Regions from separate parts of the Mus musculus genome. Here region 1 is linked to region 2. The links are chromatin contacts, found by Hi-C or POLR2A ChIA-PET in ENCODE. All regions are on one chromosome and are shown on one strand. Each heading gives the region's core, a stretch centred on a gene start or an enhancer-like site at or near the end of the contact. The rest is flanking DNA. Distances are from core to core; before and after follow the strand shown.

Region 1 (2,871 bases), core at 76-2,575, 35 kb before region 2:
TGGGGCTCCAATCACCATCAGAGGGACGCTGGCTCCCTCCCCACTTCTCCAAACTGTTTACCAACACACCCACGTGCCAGACAGACACAGCTGGGGGCTACACCGACAGCTTCAGTCAGAAAATGGGGAGGTGATGGGAAGGTTTAAGATCTAATGCCTGATTTCAAACAGCGGTAGATAGAGCTCTGGCCACCCAAGGGGTGCCTCCCTCTTAGCTAGCCCCCGGGTGGTCCTTACCAGAATCGCTGGGGCTCTCGGACCCGGAGCAGGCCTGAGTCTTGGGCTCGCCCAGCTGACATTGGGTGGCGGGCGCCGGGTTACTGGCTTCCAGACTAGGAGTGCCGTCCGGGGTAGCGGGCGCTTTGGGCGGGTTCCCCCGGGGCGCGCCTGGGGCCAGCCTGTCGCTCACCACTCTCTCCAGCCGTTCTCGGGCGGAGAAGCCGCTCCACATGCAGTCACGGCGAATGATGGAAGCATAATTCCTGCCCCAGGCTTTCGAATGGCCCCGAGATTCCGCCTCGTCCCCGGCACCCCCTCCAGGCCACGGCTCCCCGGGATTAATCCCAGAGGCTGGGTCCACGGCGCCGGGACCGGAGCCCCAGGGCGGCGACGTGGGGGGCGACGGCACCAGCTCGAATTTCTTCCAGATGTCCTCGCTGGGCGCCGTGGAGCGGTAGAAATCCTCTCCGCAGTCATAGTCGTAGAAATAGTGCTGATACGAGTCGAAGTCCATGTCCGCTCCCTGCGGGAGGGAAGGGGGAGACGAGCTGACTGCGGTGCCCGCCGAGGGAAGAGGCGGCTCCGAGTCCCTCGCTGCAGCTGGCTGCGGGGCTCTGGTCTCTCCCCAGGCCCACCAGCTTGCAGCCCGCGCCCTGGTCCCTGCTCCTGGGAAGCCTGGCCTGGGGTCAGCTCGCTCAGGGCAGCTCGCAACGGGCCGACCAGGCTGAGGGGAGCGAGTTCAAAGCAAACTTTGCCAGCACCGCCCGGAGCTCAGCTCCGGGGGCACAGCAGGGCCGGGCGGGGGCGCGCTGTCTCGAAGGCAGTCTGCAGCCTTGCAGCCCGCCAGTCCCCTGGGGACCCCTGCCCGGGCCACCCGCAGCCTCACCTCGCTCCCGCCGCCCGCCACCTGGAGCGGAGCGGCTCCCCGCCGGCTCGGGGAAGCCCGGCAGCCCGCACACACACACATGCGCGCCACCGAGCGCGCGGCCCCGCACTCACGAGCGCGCCCCCCGTGCGCGCGCCCCCCGCCTCGCTCGCACACGGCAGCCAGGACGCTCCCGGGATCGACGCGGGAGCGCGATCTGCAGGCGCATTGTTTCCCGACTGCTTTATATCTCGTCGCGTGCCCGGGGCTTGGGGACCAGGAGGGGGGGTGGTCCCTAGGAGACAAGCCCCTCCCCCTCCCGCCCCTCTCTCCGCTGGCGACAGGTGGGGCCGGCCCCACCTCCTGGCTGAACTGGTCGTTTCTATTCTATCCCTTGAAGCTCCCTAATAAATTGTACGCTGGGGAGCGCAGAGCAGAAGAGCTGATGCAGCCCCGCAGTCTCCTGGTGGAGGCGTGACTGTTCGAGAGGCTCCCGCGGTCCAAGCGACTTAACTAAAGCGGCGCTCCGCGCCTACTCAGAGCCAAGGACTAGAGCTGCTCCCTGCCCCACCCTGCTAGTCTACTTCCCGGGGCGCGCCCCACCAGGTTCAGGTGCGTCCCACCCATGACAGAGGAGGTGGTGGTGGTGATGGTGGGGCACACACTGCACCTCCACCGCGCCACCTGGTGGCCCTCGGCCCTGAACCCAGGCTTCTTCAACCCATTGCTTCAGTAACCATTAGCCCATTCTTTAGCTCAGTGGCTTAAACCTTGAATAGCAGTGAAGATTCCGAGCTAGAAAGCCTGCAGTATATATAATCCCTCGGAGCCCCAATTTTACTTGTGAAATGAAGGAATGGTAATGACTTCACAGGATCGCCGGGCTGAATTTGTTTACTAAAAAGATAGAGCACCTTAGGAAAGGACATGAGAGAATTCGAACAACAGCAGCTTTATCCCTGGGGAGGGTAGTGAGACCTCTGTCATCCCCCAGGTCATAGCTGACACTTGACCCTTCCTTCACAGCCCTGCCTCCCAGAATTCATCCTCCACACAAAACTCTCCTAACGGCTGTTTTAGAGATAGGAGTGTAGGGGTGTGGAAACTTCATTCAGGCCCCTGTTTTGTGCTTCCTAGCTGTGGGATCAAAGTGTTTGAAGTTTTGCATGACATCCCTGGCCGAGACGATGGAGATATATATATATTTCCTTTGTGTTATCATAAACAGGCTACCTTCTGAGAAAGGAAAAGACTAACTAATTTAGGTCCAAGGAAGGTAACTTAGGATAGCAGCCAATTCATCTAGAATCCTACACCTGGCATCAAGGTCTGGTGTCTGGTTGTCTGCCATCCTTCTCTTCCTCCTACTCTTTTTGTCTAACTACTCAGAACTACAGGCTGTTGCCATCCTAACAGACTGAAGCCAGAAGGATAAACACGTCCCGTTGTTTTGGGCCAGGGAGGTGTGAGATGACCCACGAGTTGGGTGAGAAGACAGGGGGTGTGTGTGACTCTCCATTTTCCATTTGTTGTGTCTAAGGTGTGTGTAGGACATCCTTGAAAGCAGGAATTGGCTCGCTTTGTAGTCCCTGCACCTAGAATGACTTCTGGCAATATTTACGCACTGGCTTCCTGAGTGACCTAGCCAACCAGATTTTATTGAGACGGCCTGTATGCCCTGCTCTGTGCTGTACTGGGAGGCCCAGAAAAGGCTCCTGATTTGGTTGCAGCCTTGGTGCAGAGGGATTAGACTCCCTTTCAGGGTCTTGTTGTCAGGCATGCAGATG
Region 2 (2,997 bases), core at 242-2,741:
GGGATATGGGAGTGAAAGAGATAGAGTTCTTATTTTCAAGGAGGGCATAATCTGGCTCGGTTATTCAGATCACTTCTGGAATGCTGCCATTCAAAGGAGTGAAGAATTTAGGGCTGGAAGAGACTGTACAGGACTCCATAGCTTCCCTCCTATAGTATGGAAGAGAGAGAGGGCAGTGTGACAGTGGGGACAACAGGCCTTCTTACAGTCTTCACTATTTCCCTTGGCTTGTTTCTGGACAGTGATGTGCCAGGGCACACAAGGGTGCTGTGGCCATTGTGGAGGAGTCAGATCTCAATAGCTCTTCCCTGCAATCTGAACTAAGAGGAGGGGAAAAAAAAAAAGCTTGACACTGAGAAACACAGGTCCTGTGTGAGCGGTCTCTGAGAGTCTAAGCAGTAACTTCACTGAAGAGGGAGAGCTGGACTTGACCCAGGCTCCTGGGGATCTGTGAAGGCTGGAGTGCCATTAGCAGAGGTGGAAGGAAAGGCAGCAAAGACCGTTCTCTGCTGGCACCTATGCCTGGCCTCTGTTTAGATGATGACGGTCCTCCCTTCTTTCAAGGACCACATTCCTCTGCATGCTCTTTCTCAAAGCTTTTCTTTTCTCTTCTCTCTTTTCTTTTCTTTTCTTTTCTTTTCTTTTCTTTTCTTTTCTTTTCTTTTCTTTTCTTTTCTTTTCTTTTCGACACAGAGGGCTGCTGGCGTCTTGTATCTCCCAGGGCTTCCTGTCTGGGAGCACAGACATAGCTCAGCCTTCTGTAATTTATGCTGAGGGGCAGAGCAGGAGAGTTATGAGTAAAGACTTTGGAACTGGACAAAACCTTTCTGGCCTGTCTGTGTCGCAACAGCTGTTCTTCTTGTGTCCCCCTTTCCTGGGTTGTAAAATGGGGATAATAATAGTACCACCCTCAGATGGCGTTCATAAGCACCCAGTGAGGTCATGTTAAGCCTGTTAGAAAGCTACCCATAAACGGCTGCTGTGGCCATGGCTCCTTCTTAGAACTTGCGAGTTCCCCTGCCTGGAAGCGGTAGCCACTGGACTTGGTAATTTTTCTGTCCCATTGAAAAAGGCCCCTACTTTTCAAAGGGAGGAAGAGGAAATTGTCGATCTTGAGACACGAGGGACATTGATAATGAAAGTTACAGCCCATGGCCTCAGGTTTGGGGGAGGGGAGAAGCCACCTGACTCCGGATTTTAAAAGGAGCTGATGGGGATTCAGAAGTCAAGGGCCACAGGCTCTACTCAGGGAAAACTCACTCTGGGGGACCTCGGACAGGTCACTTTCAGCCTGGGACTTCAGTTTCCTCGGGCGAGTCAGGTGGGTTTCTCAGCTTTGCTTAGGTAGTTAGGAGCACGCGGTGTGGGTTGCCGGCTTTGAGAACGTGGCTGAGCAGCGAGGCTCCGCCAGCCGAGATGGGCAGGCGCGTGCAGGGATTGGCTGGAGGCGCAGGCCCGAACCTTTAAGAGGCGCGGAGGGGACGTGCTAGGGAGTTTTCATCGCCGGCGTTCCTGGTTTGCTAAGTGCTAGCGAACGTAGTAGTGGCTGGGGCTGCGCCTAGGATCGGAGCCACAGGCGAGTGCCGGCCGGCAGAACACAAGAGCATCCCGGCGTCCCGGTCCCACGCGGCGTGGCCCGCGGGTCATGGCCAAAGGAGAAGGCGCCGAGAGCGGTTCCGCGGCGGGGCTGCTCCCCACCAGCATCCTCCAAGCCAGTGAACGGCCGGTCCAGGTGAAGGTGAGGTCCCGAGAGGAGGGCAAGGGGTGGTGGGCCGGCCGGGATGTGGGTATAGGGGCGTCGGAGACTAGGTCTGGCCTTGGGACACTTGGCGGTAACAGGGTACAGCGAAGCTTGAAAAAAGCAAGGAGTGCTCTGGGACCGGGAGTGATGGAGAAAGTCTGAAGCCCCTTTGCACACCCCTACAATGGGTTTGCGCCAAGAGAGGCGCCGGCAACTCTACGCGGCGTGGGGCTCTCCCCAGCGCTCTAGGTTCTACTGTGCTGAGCCACACTAGTTTCTCTCCCTAGACCTGAAGAGACCCCAGAAGTCTGAGAGTCCCTTTGGTTCTCCATCTCTCACCACCCCCCACTCTCGTGCTTTAACTCTGAGGAGGGCCACTCAAGTTCATTCATAAGAACAAGGGCTTTGCTCTTAAAGGAGCCGCATACCGAAAGCGTTTGTGTGACTGAGGGTTCACATGCACAGAGCTCCGCGTGTCTCGACATCCTCTCTCTCCGATCCGTTCTAACTCTTTGGATCTATTTAACCACACCATGAAACCATGCGGCCCCAGGAAAGGAATCTCTCACAATATAGCTAATTGGGAGGTGCTTAACTTTTCCTTTTAATTTTATTAACTGTTCTTGGAAGAAACGAGTAAGCAATTATGCTGTTACCATGTATGAGTAATCTCTACTTTCCCTGGGCAACCTCAGCCTCCCCTAGTGCTCCACCCGGAGAGGGCTGAGCCCTGCACCTGGAGCCCTTTTTACCCCTCTCCAAGGTCCCCTAGGAGCTGGAAAGGGTGCGTGTTAGGCAGATGGATGGTAGGACTGCTCAAGGGTTTGCCTGGAGCTGAAGACTCCCTACAGGGGCCCGGGAACTTTGGGACAGATTGAAAGAACAGCTGAGGATGCAGCGGGCTGGGCGCCCCCCCCCCTTCTGGTGCACTCATCCAGGACGCAGGTGGATCCTAGCTGCTGCGGGGCGTCAGGGAGGGAGCCTGGGCTGGGCTCAGGGAACTTTTGGCAGCAAGAGGATTTTCAGGTTGTGGCAGCTAGTGCCAGGTAGGGACAGGCCCATTGCTACCGCATGCTCTTTCTGGGTAACTTGGAAAGGAGCTGAGGGCCTGGGAGAAGATTTTATTTATTTATTTATTTATTTATTCATTTATTTTCTTACTTATTTGAGACAGGTTTCTCTTTGTATCCCTGGCTGACCTGGAATTAGCTCTGTAGACCAGGTTGGCCTCAGACTTTACAGATCTGCTGGGCTCT

The links. A loop is a pair of places that touch in the nucleus more often than their neighbours do. ChIA-PET counts read pairs that join two places held with the same protein, here RNA polymerase II (POLR2A).
Region 1: POLR2A ChIA-PET joins it to region 2 with 14 read pairs in embryonic stem cell. The contact joins the promoter of Mycl here to the promoter of Mfsd2a in region 2. A Hi-C loop is called at or near these places in 2 of 37 maps with a recorded cell type or tissue (T-helper 1 cell and left cerebral cortex). POLR2A ChIA-PET finds 5 or more read pairs at or near these places in 1 of 5 experiments (embryonic stem cell).

What each region holds. Positions count from the first base shown.
Region 1 is chr4:122,994,385-122,997,255 of GRCm38, reverse strand. Mycl (v-myc avian myelocytomatosis viral oncogene lung carcinoma derived) reads right to left here and starts at 1,325. Exons shown (of 3, transcript NM_001303121.1): 1 at 1,106-1,325; 2 at 238-742. The coding sequence starts at 1,186.
Region 2 is chr4:122,959,682-122,962,678 of GRCm38, reverse strand. Mfsd2a (major facilitator superfamily domain containing 2A) reads left to right here and starts at 1,491. Exons shown (of 14, transcript NM_029662.2): 1 at 1,491-1,738. The coding sequence starts at 1,646.